2 separate regions of the Mus musculus genome follow, and region 2 is linked to region 1. The links are chromatin loops, found by intact Hi-C in ENCODE. Cell type or tissue: gastrocnemius. All regions are shown on one strand. Each heading gives the region's core, and the rest is flanking DNA. Links, peaks and the distances in the headings are about the cores only. Region 1 holds the start of Mastl (microtubule associated serine/threonine kinase-like). Region 2 overlaps Acbd5 (acyl-Coenzyme A binding domain containing 5).

Evidence for each region. A loop is a pair of places that touch in the nucleus more often than their neighbours do. Peaks named below come from ENCODE experiments on the same cell type or tissue, not always from the same donor. Only the 100,000 strongest peaks of a DNase experiment are listed, where the experiment ranks them.
Region 2: it touches region 1 in a loop (2.5-fold over the local background); 2 of 42 quality-filtered maps call a loop at or near these places.

What each region holds. Positions count from the first base shown.
Region 1 is chr2:23,150,931-23,160,922 of GRCm38, reverse strand. It overlaps Mastl (microtubule associated serine/threonine kinase-like), which reads left to right and starts at 4,899. Exons shown (of 12, transcript NM_025979.4): 1 at 4,899-5,244; 2 at 9,798-9,935. The coding sequence starts at 5,062. Yme1l1 (YME1-like 1 (S. cerevisiae)) reads right to left here and starts at 4,418. Exons shown (of 19, transcript NM_013771.5): 1 at 4,192-4,418; 2 at 600-731. The coding sequence starts at 4,224. In gastrocnemius, for the core only: a CTCF peak has its summit at 4,857; DNase peaks (open chromatin) are centred at 3,258, 4,458 and 4,922; H3K4me3 peaks cover 2,881 bases; H3K27ac peaks cover 1,814 bases.
Region 2 is chr2:23,097,807-23,107,798 of GRCm38, reverse strand. Acbd5 (acyl-Coenzyme A binding domain containing 5) reads right to left here. Exons shown (of 14, transcript NM_001355637.1): 11 at 8,035-8,237. Among named protein-coding and RNA genes, the nearest start is that of Acbd5, 34 kb to the right of the region's middle. In gastrocnemius, for the core only: no CTCF peak of the experiment used is centred there; no DNase peak of the experiment used is centred there.

The DNA.
Region 1 (9,992 bases), core at 727-8,726:
ACTTTTTAGAAGAATTCAGAGTAAGTGAGATAAAAATGACAAAACATTATATACAGCTATGAAACTGTCAATTTTTAGATTTTATTTTTAAAAGGAAGGAAAGGGTCTAGAAAATTTGCTCAACAGGTAAGAGCACTTTTTCTGTTGTTACAAAAGACCAGGATTCATCTCTAGTACCCACATGGTAGCTTAAAATCATCTGGTAACTCTAGTTCCAGGGGATCTGACACCCTAATTTAACCTCCATGGGCACCAGAATGTTACACAAATAGGCAAACATTTATACAAAATAAATAAATAAATAAAAGTAACTAAAAAATTAATACTTTTTATAAAAAAAATTGGTATCAACAAGGAGCAATATGGGAAGTACATAGCAAATATGTCATGTTTTAAAATGATAACCAAATAAATGAATACTCTTAATATATACAGCAAACAATAAAAGCCAGAATTAGCTGCCTTTAATTACAAAGATAAGCTGAAAGCAGCAAGCATTGGTATAAATGCTTAAATGAAAATATCTGACCAAATATATGATTAAAATTCACCATACCAAAAGGCTTTCTCATATAGTTCAGATTCGGCTTAACTATTACCTCACTACTGGGAGCTTCATGCTCAGGAACTGTATCTCGATGCTGTTTTTGAGAAACAGGTGTATTGACAGAAACAGATATATTTTTTGGTGAATGGAAAGCATTGATGAGATGACTGAGAGGAATTGTAACCTAGGAAAAAACAGAAGTTCAAATTAAGCAGTCTAATTAGAAAAATAAAATAACAGAAACAATCTGTTATTTTCTAGTCAGAATTTAGACCTGTTAACAGTTAAAAGTACACCAGATGTCAAAATTATGGCGAGGCTGGGATACAGCTCCATGCTAGCACCCCTCATCAGTGTAAATGATGATCTCTGAGCTCCAGCACCACATACACAACACAAGCACATACACATACAGAGATCGGCATAAACATAAACATACTCATTTACTGCTGACAGGAAGAAAATTGGTTTGTTCTTTCATGACACTAGCCTGGATATATTAGAATCCAGGCATGGTGGAACACACTTTTTATCACAGCCATGCGGAGGAAGACAAGGCAGATCTCTGAATTCAATGCTAGCTTGGTCTATATAAAGTTCAAGGCCAGTCAGGAGGACTACACACTGACACAAAAATTAATTAACTTGAAATACATAGACTTTCATTCTCTAAAGTCTACTTTCTAGAAATTTATTCTAAGGAAGTAATTTGACAAATGATGCACACTAATAAAACAATTTTTTTCAACATAAATTTAAAACAAATGGGAAAAAGCTGGAGAAAACAACTATTAGGGAGGGGGCAAAATAAAGCTTCACAAACATTAAAAGCAAAAGTTCACACCAAGAATTTTCTGATTTTTTGCCACCATCTTGCTCTAAATCCCACTAGCTAATCTGTTTCTGCCCTTCCCCAGCTGTACCACACTACCAGCAAGAGATAAAAGTCACCATCATGAAAGTCTGCTAGGTCATGCTTCTGCTTAAAATCTAACACTTGTAGAACTTGAAAATCTTCTACAGTTTGGTTTTTATATTACCTCACTTCATAACATGTCCCTTCATTCCCTGTGTTAGAAATGGCTCAAAGAACACATGAAAACACTTTCCTTACATTTACCAGCCATAAGAACATCTGAAAGAAGTACATATGGCAAGGCCTGGAAAGAACACCCAGTGGAGGACACCCTCTATGGAGTTACAATGTAAAACCCTTCTGCACAGGAACTCACCACCCAGCGGCTCAACAATTACTGCCTCCAAAAGTGGGAATTACAGTATGATGAAATTATCTGGTCTGACTAGTCCCATTCCAGGACTATTTGCAGATTCAAGTTATCTCGTTAGGACAAACACAAATGTAATCCATGGAGCTTATGAAATCATAAGCTTCATAACTCAAGAAATTCTAAGAATACAACAGAAGCTTGGCACAAGGAAGACTACAAAAATTAAGAATTTCTTTTGTTGTAGCATATTATCCAACTAAAAGATAAACTCCATATGGCAAGTATTTTTTCTACTTTAGTATTCTATGTTGCAACCCATGACAAGTGTGAATACAGAGAATGCTAAATAGGCATTTTTGTTAAGTGAATAAAATAATCGGCTCTGATTATAAACCAAGTCTAATAATTTAACTAATTCAACCCCTGACATTAAAATTAGCCAGTGTTATACTTCTTGCTGTGAACGCAGAGTCCCTTTAAAAATTATGCTTAATTCAGTTTCCACTATAACAGCAGTAAGAGGTGGAAGGCGATTAGCTAGGAAGAATAGCACAGAACTACAAACTGCTCTGTGCTACATGGGGTTGTACAAAACCCACAATAAGCAAGTATATAAGCCATGGAAATCCAGTCTTTACGCCACCAGAGTGGGTTTCCCCCTTGTTCTTTTGCTCTTCTACCATGTTATGCTGTCTACCTCATGATGGTATACTATTCACCATGCTTTCTTCATATAAATTAATATTATATTCAACAGTCTCTATCAGACATCTTTAATTACTAAAACTTCTCCAGACACTGTCATCCTAAAAAAACAGCATTTTCTTGTATCAAGCTGACCAACACAGAAATATCACTTTCCACCATCTCTCCCACTTACACTGAGTGAAATTCTATTACTTCTTTTCTTCTCTACTTTAATTTTTGTGAGACAGGTTGGCTGCCAAATCCTAATCCTCTTGACCCTCTCACCAAGTCTGGAATTAGAGGTGCCACACTAGACAAAGCAATTTCTTTTCCATAATTACTGAATGCCTTTCCTGTGTCAGAGCAACAGCATCCTTAAATCTACAACACTTACACTTTTGCCCTTTCATATTCTCCACACAAGAAGCCAGAGCAAGCCTCCAAATGACAACCTGGTCACAGAAATCAAATGAATCGAACTCTGTAACTGCCTCAAGGCTTCTCTCCAACCTCCCTTTAGCCACTCTGTTCTTGCCACATGGGCCTGACTTTTGTTCCTCACAGGATTTTATATTTATATTTTTCTGTCTGCCTGAAATTCCCGTTTATTTATTTATTTATTTACTTATGGTTTTTCGAGACAGGGTTTCTCTGTGTAGCCCTGACTGTCCTGGAACTTACTTTGTAGACCAAGCTGGCCTTGAACTCAGAGATCCGCCTGCCTCTGCCTCCCAAGTGCTGGAATTAAAGGCGTGCGCCACCACGCCCGGCGAAATATCCGTTTATTGTTCATCTTTATTTCCAGTGACTAGGAGAAATCTACATTTGCTTGGTTCGCTTGCTGCCTAAGTAGCAGCTAAGCAATTCCTTTCTCCATTAGTCTACCAATTCCATAGGAACACAAAAAGAGGCAGGTAGTAAGATGTAACGAACATTTGGGGGGGCAGTCTTTTGAGACAAGTCTCACTATGTAACATCTCTAGATTCTCTGCCTGCCTCCCAAGGAATAATCCTCAAGACAAGTTGATGGTGCATCTGGTGTGATGGTGGTGGGAGCCATGATCCCAACACTTAGGAGGCCAGCCTGGACATAATAAGGACTAGGACAGCAAAGATAGACAATGAAACCTCGCCTCAAAAAATAAAATATAATTAATTAATTAATTAAACATTGTTAACACCTTCCCCCCCAAAAAGAAAACAAATTTTAATGAAACAAGGAAAAATTAACATAATTTGGGTCCTGATTTTTTAAAAAATGTTTAAAATTTAATTGCAAGAATCTAATGATTCAAAAATGTGCACAAGTTAATTCTACCCAGAAAGAAAGAAATTGTGATGCTATTCGAATTATTAGAGTATGTTTGAACTAAATTCGGCTTGAAAGGAAAAAAGGGTAATCAGAAATAGATGGATGGAAAGAACACTGTCTTCTTTACCTTTCTCGCAGATTTCACAAATCCCCATCTCAGACTGTCCAACCCTAAACAGTCCCTGAATTGTCAACAGAAATTCTGTGCAAGCCAGTGGATACGCTATGTGATGTTCACCACGGTTAGTGTCAGGTCATAGTCTCAGCACTGTCCCCTGATCTCCTTTTCAGCCTGCGACTCAAACAGGGTTCGTCGCTTCCCTCACTAATTTTGCTTCAGAAACACCGATTCTACTACAGCATCCGGGGAAAAGTCGCAAAAGGGACGCAGGAAAACGCCTGAATGCTGGGCTCACCTGAGGCTGCACAGTGCTCGACAGGGAGAACATCTCCGGGCCCTCGAGATCTTACCGGCCAGCCGAAACTGCTTCTTAGCTTCAGCTCCGAGGAAAGGGGCTGAGCCCTTTTATTTTCTCTTTATTTCTCTTTGCTTTTCTCCCAGTTTCTCCCTTACTCCTCCCAGAAACGAAAAAATGGCTTCCCCTCCCGACAGCTGCTACGACGACATCTGCCCCGGAAGACCATAGGTACAGTGCTTCCGGAGCAAGCCTCCGCGTTCACCCCGCCCCCGCCCGTCAGCGCTCCGCCTCTTCCGGGGACTCTGTCACTTTGGGGTGGTTTTTCGAGGTTCCTATCACCACCTCCACAATAAATTGGATGTTCTTCTAGTCGCTCCTACTCTGTTTCTGAATTCAGTACGCGGTCAAACGCACTTAACGCTCACCCAGGCTCTCCACATTCTGTGGCTTCGCTAGCTTCCACACATCATCCCTAGCCATTGCTTTACTTAACAGTCGGCCTGGCTTCTAGCTCATGCGGAGGGAGGGAGAACTGCAGATCTTGACTGAGACTCGGAAGGACCCCACCAGACTACATAAAGTCTTAGTCCCTTGCTCATTGGCCAGAATGCACTGCCTCGTCACAAAAACAGCCCGTGTATCCGCGGCTGAGCCCCGCCCAGCGCCCCTTCCGGCAGCGCCGCCGGCTCCGCCTAGCGCTCCGCAGACTGCGCCCAGCAGTGCCGCCGGCCCCCACCCGTCGATGCCTGCTTACAGGGAGCCGGCAGAGCGCAGACGCGCGGTGACGTCACGGGAGGCGTCCGGCGTAGGCGAAACCTTTTGAATCTAGCTGGCGGGAGTTGCTGCTGCAGGGCGAGCTGTGCAGCAATGGAGTCCGCCTCGGCAAGTGAGGAGAATGAAGGAGGTGCGGCGATAGAGGAGTGCGTGAGTAGGATCCCGGTACCAAGACCACCCTCCATTGAGGAGTTCACCATAGTGAAGCCCATTAGCCGTGGTGCATTCGGGAAAGTGTACCTGGGACAGAAAGGCGGCAAGTTGTACGCAGTGAAGGTAGGCAGTCAGAAGCGAGAAGGTCTTAAATGGTCCTCCCTCGCGGACCTCCCTTTTGAGTTGTTGAACAAACTCTGGAGCTGCTGTACCACTAGCCTGGAATGCCCGGCTTACAGAAGCCTGCACAGTCCTGCTTGTTGACTGTGGGCGTTTAGGCAGACTGCAGTGAGCAGGTGTCTGTCCTTTCCCTTGCCCTGCCCTTCTCTGTATACTGAGAATCATTAACCCAGTGAAAATAGCAAAACTTACCCAACTGTGCCCTGGCCATTGTTAACAAATGAGAAAACTGCGACTGAAGGCAGAGGCTTGAAGCCACACCCATGACTCCTGAGTCATGTTTCAAATCAAAACGGCCTTAAGTACTTGTTGGTTATGTTTTCCTTGTTTGACATACATAATAGCCGAAATCTTGCTATCACAAACAAGATTGGTTTGTAGACAGTTCAAATCTCACTCTTACCAAAAGGAAGCTGCATTATATTCGAATTTTCTGTGACACAATTTATATTGTGAAAGTTTTTAATTGTAGTATTATTTATTTAAAGTATCACCGGGATTGTGAGTTTGTTTTGCTTTTTTACTAACTTGAGCTTCACCTGGATTAACTTCGGTACTTTGATTACGTTTGTAATGGTCACTTTCCGATGATGCTTTAATTCCAGCTCTTTGATAAGCAGGAGCAAGTGATGCAAAACCAAAATTTTTGCTTCTCAAGATTTCCATCGTGATACGTAAGCTGTAAGTTCATTTATTATAGAGCAAGTAGAAAGAAATGTGTCCTAAATCAAGCGTTTCTTATCTATATGTGATCGTAAAAACAGTCAGTGTTCACTTAAAATTGTTCTGTCCACCCTAGCTTCTCATTACTACTTTGTAATGAGAACATTACATTGTAAACATGACAAAGGAGGCTACTGGCTGGCTCAGATTCCTGGTACCCAGTGCTTGGAGACTAGCACACAGTTAAGATAAGCAGCCCCTTCACCTGACTACCTAAATGACCTCTTCCTTTGCTTCTTTCCCTTTAATAGTACCAATGTCACCTCTACCCTTCAGGCTAGAAACTTGAGTTGCCCTTATATATTTCATCAATACACCACATACCCTTTGTTCCTGTTGTCCCTCTGGAAAAAAATGTTTTGTTTTTGTTTTGTTTTGCTTTTTTCATTCACAAGTGGATTTCTCCCCACTTACTTGTTCAGTGATGACTTTTGTAAATTAAATAGTATTGAAAACCAGTTTTAGGGGCTGGTGAGATGGCTCAGTGGTTAAGAGCGCCGACTGCTCTTCCAAAGGTCCTGAGTTCAAATCCCAGCAACCACATGGTGGCTCACAACCAGCCTAAACGAAATCTGATGCCCTCTTCTGGAGTGTCTGAAGACAGCTACAGTGTACTTACATATAATAAATAAATGAATTTTTTAAAAAAAAAAAACAGTTTTAAGGAATAGTTCCATAGCCCAAAAAATTACCTTTTTGCCTATTCACAGTACCTCTTCCCTTAATATGTCAGCAGGTAACTACTATCCCTCTTCTCTCTGTTTTCTGTCTCTCTTTGACAGTCCCAAATAGCCTCAGACATATGATGGAACTGAGCATGACAAGCCTTAAATTACTGATACGTATGGCTCCATCCCCTAAGTGAAGCGACTACAGGCATGTACCAACAAGCCCTATGTACCAACTCACCTTCTATCTCTGCAAGATTGCCTTTTCTGGATAGTTCACATAAATGGAATCATACAATGTATGGTCTTTGATGTCTTCTTCTTCTTCTCTTCCTCTTCCTCTCCTTCCTCTTCCTCCTCCTCCTCCTCCTCCTTTTTCATTTGCCTGGTGGTTTGAGGCTCATCGGCTTGAATTTCTGTACTTAGTTGGTTGGAGTAGTTTCCTAACTAGAATCATTAACTTTACTTTAATCCATTCTTTAGGTTGCAGTTTGCAGGCCAAAATCCAGGGTCCTTAAAAATTCAGTCAGATTCCCAATTTTTGGCCCTTGATCTCTACTTTATCTTCCACCTAACCTATATTAAAGCAACATCCAGGCAACTAACTGGTCCCTCAAAGCCATGACTTATTTCCACACCTCAGGACTTAAGTTTATCCTGCTTCCTTCTTAACTGCTTTTGTTCTACCTTTCTAGGCTTTTCAGCCATTGTTTTGTTTTGAGGTTTACTTAATTCCCGGGAAACCTTCTCTGATTTTCCAAACTCAACTCACTGAAATTGTTACTTTGTATGTTGCTGAGATATTTGCTTTTCCTTCTCTTAACACCTCAAGCAGTCATTAATTATTGATACGAAAACACCAGTTAATCTCTCCTGAAAATATTTTGGGTACCTTGGCATGGTACCACCTCATAAGCTTCATAGAGCTTCTGCCAGTGAGATGATAGGTAGAATCATGTTGTTGGCTTGATTTGTTAATCTCTCTTCATTGCTGGGAGAGAGAGACCTGGGGCTTTACCGCTGTTAGGTTAGTGGTCTACCGCTGATCTACATCCCTAGTCTTTCCCTTGGTTTTCATAAGGAAAGGAGGTAAAGCTAAAATGTGTCATGTATTTATCATTTTATTAAATACTTTAATGAGTGCCTTTTTCTTATGGTAGTAATAAACATTCCAGTATTTTTTATTGTTCTTTATGAGTTTCTCATCATGCATGCCAATCCCATATTCCTCTCCCCATCCCTTTATACCCACCTTCCATCATTGCACCAACCCTCCAAAAGAAAACAAACAACATCTCATTGTGGAAGCTGTAGTGTGTCCCACAGTATAGCCTTTTCCCACACTTTTTACTTACAAATGGTCATTTCGAGGACTTTGGCTTCTGCTACACTATCAATATTGGATCTTCACCAGGACCTCTCTTGGATATATCCTGTTGCTGCCCTGTGTCATGGAAATCCTGCAGTTTTTAATCTGTAAGACCAGTCCCTTCACATGCTACAGCAGTTCATAGGTGGTGTAGATGTTGGGGTGAGACAACTCAAAATCCAGATTTGGGTGGTAGCTTAGCTGGTTAGCCCAGCAGCTCTCCCACACCCACATGACCAGGACAGACTCTCCAGCACTGCCCCAAGTAGTGGATAGCTCAACTACTGCCCAGACTGGCAAGAGAACAGAGCCAGCTCTCTCACTCTCAGGCCTTCTGAAGTGGCTTACCCGCCCCACACCACCAGGGCCAGCTCTGTTGTGCTACCCAGGGCTCTCATGGCCTTGGGACCAGCTCTACTGCTTGTTGTAGGTGGCAAGAATTGCAGTTTTTTTTTAAATATATTTCACTAATTCTTTGAGAATTCTATAATCCCAGTGCTACTATGTCATTTAATGCTCCAGTTTTAGCATATAGTTTTGTTTCTAAGCCAGTTTACCTTGAAACTTAAAAGGTGTAATTTGGCCGGATATGATGGCACACACCTGTACTCCCAACACTTGTGAAGTGAATGTGGTAGAATTGGGAATTCAAGGGCAGCCTCAGCTGTATATTAAATTCAAAGCCAGCCTCAGATACATAAGGATGGTGATATAGTTAAGATGTTTCTGTAAGGCAGAATTTAATTTGTGAGTTTTTTTTTAAGATTAGAATCTTGTTCTGTGGTCCAGGCTTGCCTCAGCCTCCCAAATACTGATATTACAGTCTTCTGCCAGAATGACCATTTCTCATCATTCATGAAATAAACAGGCTTCCAACCTTAAAAATGGGGTAGATTTCTTTATGCATTAGCATTTTGGCTGACTATATATATATGTGTACCATGTGTATGTCTGGTACACAAGGAGGCTTTAAGAGGATGTTGGATTCCCTGGAAGTAGAGTTACAAATGGTTGTGAGACACCATATAGGTGCTGGGAACTAAATTCAGGTCCTCTATAAAAGCAAGGTATTTTAAGCATTCAGCAGTCTGAATCCAGCCCCCAACATTTTTACTCTATTCCCATCTAGCAGAGAGTAATCATATGTATGTGAGTGTGCATCACGTGTATGGAGGTCAAGGTGTTCTAGATTTCTTGGAACAGGAGTCACAGGCAGATGTTAGCCTCCTAATGTGGCTGCTGAGAAGAACTTGGATCTTCTGGCAGAGTAATACACACTCTTAACTACTGAACCGTCTTTCCAGCCCCTGACATTTTTACTCTGTTCCTAAGAATGGGAAGGTAAAATATATATGTGTATGTTTACATGTAAACATATATTAATATTCACTTAATTAACTAACTGGTTATTGGATGGGCTTATTAGAAACGTTACTATCTTTTGACTTTGTTACAATGAAATTTTCATACAAACATACAGATCTGTCAGGCATTAATTCATTTTCTTTCTGAAGTGCATGGTACTTTGCCAAATTCCAACACAGTGCTTTCTTGAAAACGTTTTTTAACTTGTTTCACCATCTGAAATATTTTTCTGGCAGTTTCCTGATGTCAGTCAGATCTAAATGGCATCTGTATATTTTCTCTCTCTTAGTGTTTTTATGATGTCGACTTTGAAACTTCTGGACATGTTTTAATGAGAGTAAATGTGTCTCTTGTCATGTTATCTATTATAGGTTGTCAAAAAGGCAGACATGATCAATAAAAATATGACTCATCAGGTACAAGCTGAGAGAGATGCCCTGGCACTGAGCAAAAGCCCTTTTGTTGTGCATCTCTATTACTCACTGCAGTCAGCAAGCAACATCTACTTGGTGAGTGAGCAGCTTCGTACTCTTGCCTCAGCAGTCACTGAACCCAGTGATCTAGAG
Region 2 (9,992 bases), core at 450-8,449, 53 kb after region 1:
TCAAAGAAAATGCAAAAAGATCCTAAGTCAAAACATCCAGGAAATCCAGGACACAATGAGAAGACCAAACCAACGGATAATAGGAGTAGACGATAATGAAGATTTTCAACTTAAAGGGCCAGCAAATATCTTCAACAAAATTATAGAAGAAAACTTCCCATACCTAAAGTAAGAGATGCCCATGAACATTCAAGAAACCTACAGAACTTCAAGTAGACTGGACCAGAAAAGAAATTCCTCCTGACACATAATAATCAAAACAACAAATGCACTAAATAAAGGCAGAATATTAAAAGCAGTAAGGGAAAATGGTCAAGTAACATATAAAGGCAGGCCTATCAGAATTACACCAGACTTCTCACCAGAGACTATGAAGGCCAGAGAAACTAAGAGAACACAAATGCCAGCCCAGGCTACTATACCCAGCACTACTCTCAATTACCATAGATGGAGAAATCAAAGTATTCCATGACAAAACCAAATTCATACAATATCTTTCCACGAATCCAGCCCTTCAAAGAATAATAACGGAAAAACACAATACAAGGACTGAAACTACGCCCTAGTAAAAGCAAGAAAGTAATCCTTCAACAAACCTAAAAGAAGACAGCCACAAGGACAGAATGCCAACTCTTAACAACAAAAATAATAGGAATCAAAAATTACTTTTCCTTAATATCTCTTAATATCAATGGACTCAATTCCCCCAATAAAAAGACATAGACTAACAGACTGGCTACACAAAAAGGACCCAACATTTTGCTGCTTACAGGAAACCCATCGAAGGGAAAAAGGCAGACACTACCTCAGAATGGAAGGCTGGAAAACAATTTTTGAGCAAATGGTCTGAAGAAACAAGCTGGAATAGCCATTCTAATATCGAATAAAATCTACTTCCAACCCAAAGTTATCAAAAAAGACAAGGAGGGGCACTTCATACTTATCAAAGGTAAAATCTTCCAAGATGAACTCTCAATTCTGAATATCTATGCTCCAAATGCAAGGGCAGCCACATTCATTAAAGAAACTTTAGTAAAGCTCAAAGCACACATTGCACCTCACACAATAATAGTGGGAGACTTCAACACCCCACTCTCATCAATGGACAGATCCTGGAAACAGAAACTAAACAGAGACACAGTGAAACTAACAGAAGTTATGCAACGAATGGATTTAACAGATATCTACAGAACATTTTATCCTAAAACAAAAGGATATATCTCCTTCTCAGCACTTCCTGGCACCTTCTCCAAAAGTGACCATATAATTGGTCACAAAACAGGCCTCAACAGATACAAAAATATTGAAATTACCCCATGCATCCTATCAGATCACCACAGATTAAGGCTGATCTTCAATAACAACATAAATAATACAAAGCCAACATTCACATGGAAATTGAACAACATTCTCCTCAATGATACCTTGGTCACAACATACCCAAATTTATGGGACACAATGAAAGCATTCCTAAAAAGAAAACTCATAGCTCTGAGTGACTCCAAAAAGAAACTAGAGAGAACATACACTAGCAGCCTGACAGCACACCTAGAAGCTCTAGGACTAAAGGAAGCAAATTCACTCAAGAGGAGTAGAAAGCAGGAAATGATCAAACTCAGGGCTGAGATCAACCAAGTGGAAACAATAAGAACTATTCAAAGAATCAACCAAAACAGGAGCTGGTTCTTTGAGAAAATCAACAAGATAGATAAACCCTTAGCCAGACTAACTAGAGGGCATGGGGAAAGTATTCTAATTAACAAAATGAGAAATGAAAAGGGAGACATAACAACAGATCCTGAGGAAATCCAAAACACCATCAGATCCTTCTACAAAAGGCTATACTCAACAAAACTGGAAAACCTGGATGAAATGGACAACTTCCTAGACAGATACCAGGTACCAAAGTTAAATCAGGATCAGATTAACAAACACTATCTAAACACTCCCATTTCCCCTAAAGAAATAAAAGCAGTCAATAGTCTCCCAACCAAAAAAAGCCCAGGACCAAATGGGTTTAGTGCAGAGTTCTATCAGACTTTCAAAGAAGACCTAATTCCAGTTCTTCTCAAACTATTCCACAAAATAGAAACAGAAGGTACTCTACCCAATTCATTCTATGAAGCCACAATTACTCTGATACCTAAACCACATAAAGACCCAATAAACACAGAGAACTTCAGACCAATTTCCCTTAGGAATATTGATACAAAAATACTCAATAAAATTCTCGCTAACTGAATCCAAGAACACATCAAAACAATCATCCATCATGATCAAATAGGCTTCATCCCAGGGATGAAGGGATGGTTTAATATACGGAAATCAATCAACATAGTCCACTATATAAACAGACTCAAAGACAAAACCCACATGATCATCTCGTTAGATGCTGAGAAAGCATTTGACAAAATCCAACACCCCTTCATGATAAAAGCCTTGGAAAGATCAGGAATTCAAGGCCCATACCTAAGCATAATAAAGGCAATCTACAGCAAACCAGTAGCCAACATTTAAGTAAATGGAGAGAAGCTGGAAGCATTCCCACTAAAATCAGGGACTAGAGAAGGCTTCCCACTTTCTCCCTACCTATTCCATACTCTAAGTCCTAGCCAGAGCAATTAGACAACAAAAGGAGGTCAAGGGGATACAAATTGGAAAGACAGAAGTCAAATATGTATGTGTGTGTATATATATATATGTATCCCTAAAAATTCCACCAGAGAACTTCTAAACATGATAAACAGCTTCAGTGCAGTAGCTGGATATAAAATTAACTCAAACAAATCAGTGGCCTTTCTCTACACAAAGGATAAAAGGCTGAGAAAGAAATTAGGGAAACAACACCCTTCACAATTGTCACAAATAGTATAAAATACCTTGGGGTGACTCTAACTAAGGAAGTTAAGGATCTGTATGATAAGAACTTCAAGTCTCTGAAGAAAGAAATCAAAGATCTCAGAAGATAGAAAGATCTCCCATGCTCGTGGATTGGCAGGATTAATATAGTCAAAATGGCTATCTAGCCGAAAGCAATCTACAGATTCAATGCAATTGCCATCAAAATTCCAACTCAATTCTTCAACAAGTTAGAAAGGGCAATTTGCAAATTCATCTGGAATAACAAAAAACCTAGGATAGCAAAAACTCTTCTCAAGGATAAAAGAACCTCTGGGGGAATCACCATGCCTGACCTAAAGCTGTACTACAGAGCAATTGTGATAAGAACTGCATGGTACTGGTATAGGGACAGGCAGATAGACCAATGGAATAGAATTGAAGACTCAGAAATGCACCCACACACCTATGGTCACTTGATCTTTGACAAGGGAGCTAAAACCATCCAGTGGGAAAAAAAAACAGCATTTTCAACAAATGGTGCTAGCAAAACTGGTGGTTAGCATGCAGAAGAATGTGAATTGATCCATTCTTATCTCCTTGTACTAAGGTCAAGTCTAAGTGGATCAAGGAACTCCACATAAAACCAGAGACACTGAAACTTATAGAGGAGAAAGTGGGGGAAAAGCCTCAAAGATATAGGCACAAGGGAAAAATTCCTGAATAGACCAGCAATGGCTTGTGCTGTAAGATCGAGAATAGACAAATGGAACCTCATAAAATTGCAAAGCTTCTGTAAGGCAAAAGAGACTGTCAATAAGACAAAAAGACCACCCACAGATTGGGAAAGGATCTTTACCAATCCTAAATCTGATAGGGCACTAATATCCAATATATATAAAGAACTCAAGGAGGTGGACTCCAGAAAATCAAATAACTCCATTAAAAAATGGGGCACAGAGCTAAACAAAGAATTCTCATCTGAGGAATTTCGAATGGCTGAGAATCACCTGAAAAAATGTTCAGCATCCTTAATCATCAGGGAAATGCAACTCAAAACAACCCTGAGATTCTACCTCACACCAGTCAGAATGGCTAAGATCAAAAATTCAGGTGACAGCAGATGCTGGCGAGGTTGTGGAGAAAGAGGAACACCCCTCCATTGCTGATGGGATTGCAAGCTTGTACAACCACTCTGGTATCAGTCTGACAGTTCCTCAGAAAATTGGACATAGTACTCCCGGAGGATTCAGCAATACCTCTCCTGGGCATATATCCAGAAGATGTTCCAACTGGTAATAAGGACACATGCTCATAGCAGCCTTATTTATAATAGCCAGAAACTGGAAAGAACCCAGATGTCCCTCAACAGAGGAATGGATACAGAAAATATGGTACATTTACACAATGGAGTACTACTCAGCTATTAAAACAATGAATTTATGAAATTGCTAGGCAAATGGATGGACCTGGAGGGTATCATTCTGAGTGAGGTAACCCAATCAGAAAAGAACTCACATAATATGTACTCACTGATAAGTGGATATTATCACAGAAACTTAGAATACAATTATCCCAAGATACAATTTGCGAAACACATGAAACTCATTAAGAACGAAGACCCAAGAGTGGACACTTTGCCCCTTCTTAGAATTGGGAATAAAACACCTATGGAAGGAGTTACAGAGACAAAGTTTGGAGCTGAGATGAAAGGATGGACCATCTAGAGACTGCTGCACCCAGGGATCCATCCTATTATCAGCCACCAAATGCAGACACTATTGCATATGCCAGCAAGATTTTGCTGAAAGGATCCTGGTATAGCTGTCTCTTGTCAGGCTATGCCAGTGCCTGGCAAACACAGAAGTGGATGCTCACAGTCAGCTATTGGATCAAACACAGGGCCCCCAATGGAGGAGCTGGCAAAGTACCCAAGGGGCTGAAGGGGTCTGCAACCCTATAGTTGGAACAACAATATGAACTAACCAGTACCTGCAGAGCTCGTGTCTCTAGCTGCATATGTAGCAGAAGATGGCCTAGTCGGCCATCATTTTTAAGAGTGGCCCCTTGGTCTTGCAAACTTTATATGCCCCAGTACAGGGGAATGCCAGGGCCAAGAAGTGGGAGTGGATGGGTAGGGGAGCGGGGGAGGGGGGGGGAGTATATCGTACTTTCAGGATAGCATTTGAAATGTAAATGAAGAAAATACCTAATAAAAAATTGGGAAAGAAAAAAACACTATTCCACTTTCTCCATTTACTATGATTTTAGAGAAAAAGAATGATCATTGAGATCATTTAAGAGTAGACACTTTGGTTGTAGGATAGTAAGAAATCAGTCTGAAACTGACCTGGAAACTTATTCCCTTCTGGCTAGCTTTCATACTCCCAGCATATGCTATACCAGCCACTGAGGGAGAAAAGACATCAACCCTGGACCCTGCATATACAATACTGCCATGACAGGAAGATGTAACCTCTGGTGCAATAGTGGCATAACTGCCAAGCAACCAAACACTTCCTAAATCTATTTGAGGCCTGTTACACAGGAAGCTAATTATATCTGATACTATAAACCTGGCCAAAAGCCCATAGCTGGGAAGGTCACAGACCTAGGGAGAAACATAGTATTGTTGTTTTACTAGATGGACATATCCAAATAACTTCCAAATATTTGTTTTGTACATAGATTAGTGCCAGTCTTAATCTTAGCTAGAAAAACTTCCTCTATGGTGAGGTTCAGATGCTCATAACTGCTCAAAGTATTGAGAATAATTCAGCCCTAAACGGCACATCTATATCAACCCTTAGACTTAATGGTTTCTTTGAGTAAAAGAATGCAAGAGGATACAGAATAATGCTATGAACTACTGTCTTCAAGACTTAACTGTTGTACTCATGAACTCATACCAACAAGTTGTTACATGCTCAATGCCTGGATAAGATTAAGACAGCCAAAATTTTAGCATTCATGGGCGAGGTGCTGATGGATCCCCACTTTACAGATTGCTGCTTGGAGGGCTGGCTCTTTAAGGATGTGGTGAATAGTAAGTATTCATGTTTTGTTGATGGCTTCCTGCCCTTGTGCAAATGGACAGTACTAATTGGATTCAGTAGCTATTTTTAAAATGAAAGAAAGCCATGGTGGTGCTGAAGAAGGCATAGTGGGAAAAGCCTTTAATCCCAGGAGACAGAGGCAGGTACATCCCTATGAGTTCCATACAGTCTACAGTGGTAGTTCCAGGACAGCCAAAGCTACACAAAGAAATCCTGTATCAAAACCACCCCCCTCCAAGAAAAAAAGAAAAAGAAAGAAAAAATGTTACAGGCCTGAGAGATGGCTCAGTGTTTAAGAGAAGCTCTTCCAGAGGCACTGAGTTCAGTTTCTGGCACCTATATCAGGTTTATTCATTAGAAGAAGAGCAATTTGTATAAGAAAAAGTTCAACAACCTAGGATGTCTGTGTTTTTCTTGGGGTTTTATAAGTGACTAGATATGATGTCTTTTTTTTTTTTTTTTTTTTTTTTTTTTTGTGGTCTAGGATTTGGACCCAGGGCCTGGAATATGCTAGCACCAAGTAGCACCAAGTCACGCCCTCAGTCTCTACTGTACTTTGTTTTCCAGCATTCAGTATTCCCTTTTATTGAAAATAAATTCTTTTCTAACATAATATATCTTAATTACAATTTCCCCTCCCTCCACTCCTCCCAGCTGCTTTCCACCTGTTTCTGTTTCATTAGAAGAGAACAGGCTGTCATTCAGAGACTGCCCCACTTGGGGATCCATCCCACATACAGTTACTAAACCCAGACACTACTGTGGATGCCAACAAGTGCTTGCTGACAGAAGCCTGATATGGCTGTCTCCTGAGAGGCTCTGCCAGAGCCTGACAAATTCAGAGGAAGATGCTCACAGCTAACCACTGGACTGAACACAGGGTCCCAGATAAAGGAGTTGGAGAAGGGACCCAAGGAGCTGAAGGGGTTTGCAGCCCCATAGGAGGAACAACAATATGAACTAACCAGTACCCCAAGAGTCCCCAGGGACTAAACCACCAACCAAAGAGTACACATGGAGGGACCCATGGCTCCAGCCACATATGTAGCAGAGAATAGCCTTGTCAGACATTAATGGGAGGAAAGGCCCTTGATCCTATGAAGGCTTGATGCCCCAGTGTAGGGGATGCCAGGACAGGGAAGCAGGAGTGGGTGGATTGGTGAGCAGGGTGAGGGAGGACGGGATAGGGGGTTTTCAGAGGGGAAATGAGGAAAGGGGATAACATTTGAAATGTAAATAAATATCTAATAAAAAAACAAGATAACAGGCTTCTAAGGGATAATAATAAAATATAACAAAATACAAGACAAAGCAAAGCAATTATATCAGAATTGGACAAGACAAACAGAAGAAAAAGAGAAGGCAGAAGAATCAGAGACTCTCAGCAATCTCAAGGGCTTAACATCCTTAGATATTAGAACACCAAAAGATAGTAAAGATCAAACTATCACTCTAAATTGGTCTCTGGTGTCTAGTTTTAAATATTTTTATATGAAAACTAAATTACCCTAAATAATTAGCAATTTAATATCTTGTCTCTAGCCAGCACAATACAAATATAAAATGATTACTATATAAAAATTACTTTTTTTTTCTGAGACAGTCTCTCTCTACATAGCCCTGGCTGTCCAGGAGCTGTCTATGAAAACCAGGCTGCCTCCCATGCATGGCTAAAAATGACTCTTTAATGATAACTATTATGTATTAGAAAAGAATATGTTAATACTTCTTTATGCTTAAGTGTTTAGTAAACTTTTTTCTTCTAATACCAAGTATCCAATCTGTAACTCCAATGTGCTGACTTTTTATTCTCTTTTGTGCTACAGACTGAACCCAGGGACTTGTGAAAGCTAGGCCATTTAACTATACTCTCTAGCCCTCTGCAATGCTCAACCTTACACTCTAAAAATTTTTCTATTAATGGAAAAGGCACCCATCTTTTAAGCCAGTCTCTTCTTAAACAATATGTTCAAAACTAGGTGATTTTATTGTTAACAAAAATTTTTACTTGTGAAAATGTGTATTTATGCAAATCTGAATATAAAGATATATTTATGCAAATCTCATGGAGACAGATTTTAAACTGTTTTATAGAATCAAAAAACATAAGATAACAATGAGATAAATTCAGTTAACTTACCTGCGAAGCAGTTAGTGTTTCCAGTTTATGAAGTCTCTGAAGGACATTCTGCATGTCCTCCTGCAATCTAATGAGCACAAGAGCGATCTGCTCATTGAGGCTGCCTCTGGACCCCCGGTCTGAGCCCCAGCGTTCTCCATCACCTCCACTTCCTACTTGCCGACCCTTGGGTCCTTCGCTCAAATGTGGTATTCTATTCCCTACTTTAAGAGAGTAAAGTAAATTAGCTAAAAATAAAGGTTTCTTTTTCAAATTGAAATAGTCTATTATTCACTTTCCTTGTTAATTCCTTTATATGTAAATAAATGTACAAAGTAAAATAAAAGCAATGAAGAAGTACATAAAATAAACCACTAGCATTAAAAATATCAATATATAAACGTCTATTCTCTATTAGAGGAATACTATACATAATTTACTAATATATGACCATGTTTATACAATTCAGAAGGATAATACATGTTCAGAGTACATGTTAAACAACAACAACTCTTTACTGTGGCTGGAGAGACAGCTCAGCAGTTTAGAGCACTTGTAGCTCTTGCAGAGGACCTGGGTTTAGTTCCCAGCACCTGCATGGTAGCATAAAACCATTTGTAATTCCAGTTCCAAGGAACCTAACACTCTCTTCTAAACTCTGTGGGCAACAGCCATGCACATGGTGCACTATACATACAGGCAAATATTCATACACAAAATAAATCCTTTTTTCCAAATTTAAATGCTCATTACTGCAAATAAAACTGATTTAAACTAAAAAAAAAAAAAAAAAAAAAAAAACCTTAATTGTTCTTTTAAAGTATTAAAAGTTAAATAACAAAACTTTCCTTCTTGGTTTCAATATATTGCTAACACATAAATGGGATTTCAAATTATAAGATGCATACTCCTTATACATATTAAAATATCTAGCTACTAAGATTTTCCTATATTACCACTTATTTTTTTATATGCACTGATTTAAAACTTGGCCTTATCCTTCATGATTATTTACTATTTAAATCATATTACAAGCATTTCTCTCCACCACTGACTCTTACTCCAAAAACACTTATATAATTTCATAAATTCCTTAATATAAAAATGAAATAATTGATTCAACCATTCTGCACACCGGACCAGAAATTATAAAATTCTGCTAATACACAACCAGGTACAGTGAGTGGCACATGCTTGGGAGGTAGATGCAGGAAAAGGAGAGGTGCAAGGTAGTCCTGGGCTACATAAAGAGGTCAAGGCTAGCCTAGCATACATGAGATTCTGTCAGAAAAAAAACAAACAAACAAACAAACAAAAAAAAAACAGAAAACAATTATTTTAAGACTAGGTGTGGGGGCTGGAGAGATGGCTCAGCAGTGTCTGTCCTTCCAGGGGACCTGAGTTCAGTTTCTAGCAACCACATGGTAGCTCACAACCATCTCCAATAGGATCTGATGCCCTCTTCTGGCATGCAGGTGTACATGCAGATAGAGCACTCAAAATAAATAAATCTGGGTTTTTTGTTTGTTTGTTTGTTTGTTTGTTTGTTTGTTTTTTGAGACGGGGTTTCTCTGTCTAGCCCTGGCTATCCTGAAACTCACTCTGTAGACCAGGCTGGCCTCGAACTCAGAAATCCACCTGCCTCTGCCTCCCAAGTACTAAAGGCGTGCACTGTCCAGCAAATAAATAAATCTCAAAAAAAAAAAAAAAAAAAGACTGGGTGTGGTATTGTACTCCTTTAATCCCAGCATTTGGGAGTCAAAGACAGGCAGATCTCTATGAGTTCAAGGCCAGTCTAGTCTATGTAGAGATCAAGGATAGCCAGGGCTATATAGGGAGACCTCATCTCAAAAAAAAAAAAAAAAAGCCTACAATTATTTTAAAATTATGTGTATGATGTCTGTGTGCCATGGCACATATGAAAGTCCTAGGACAACTATCAAAAATCACTCTTTTGCTCCACTGTGGGATCCAGGGAC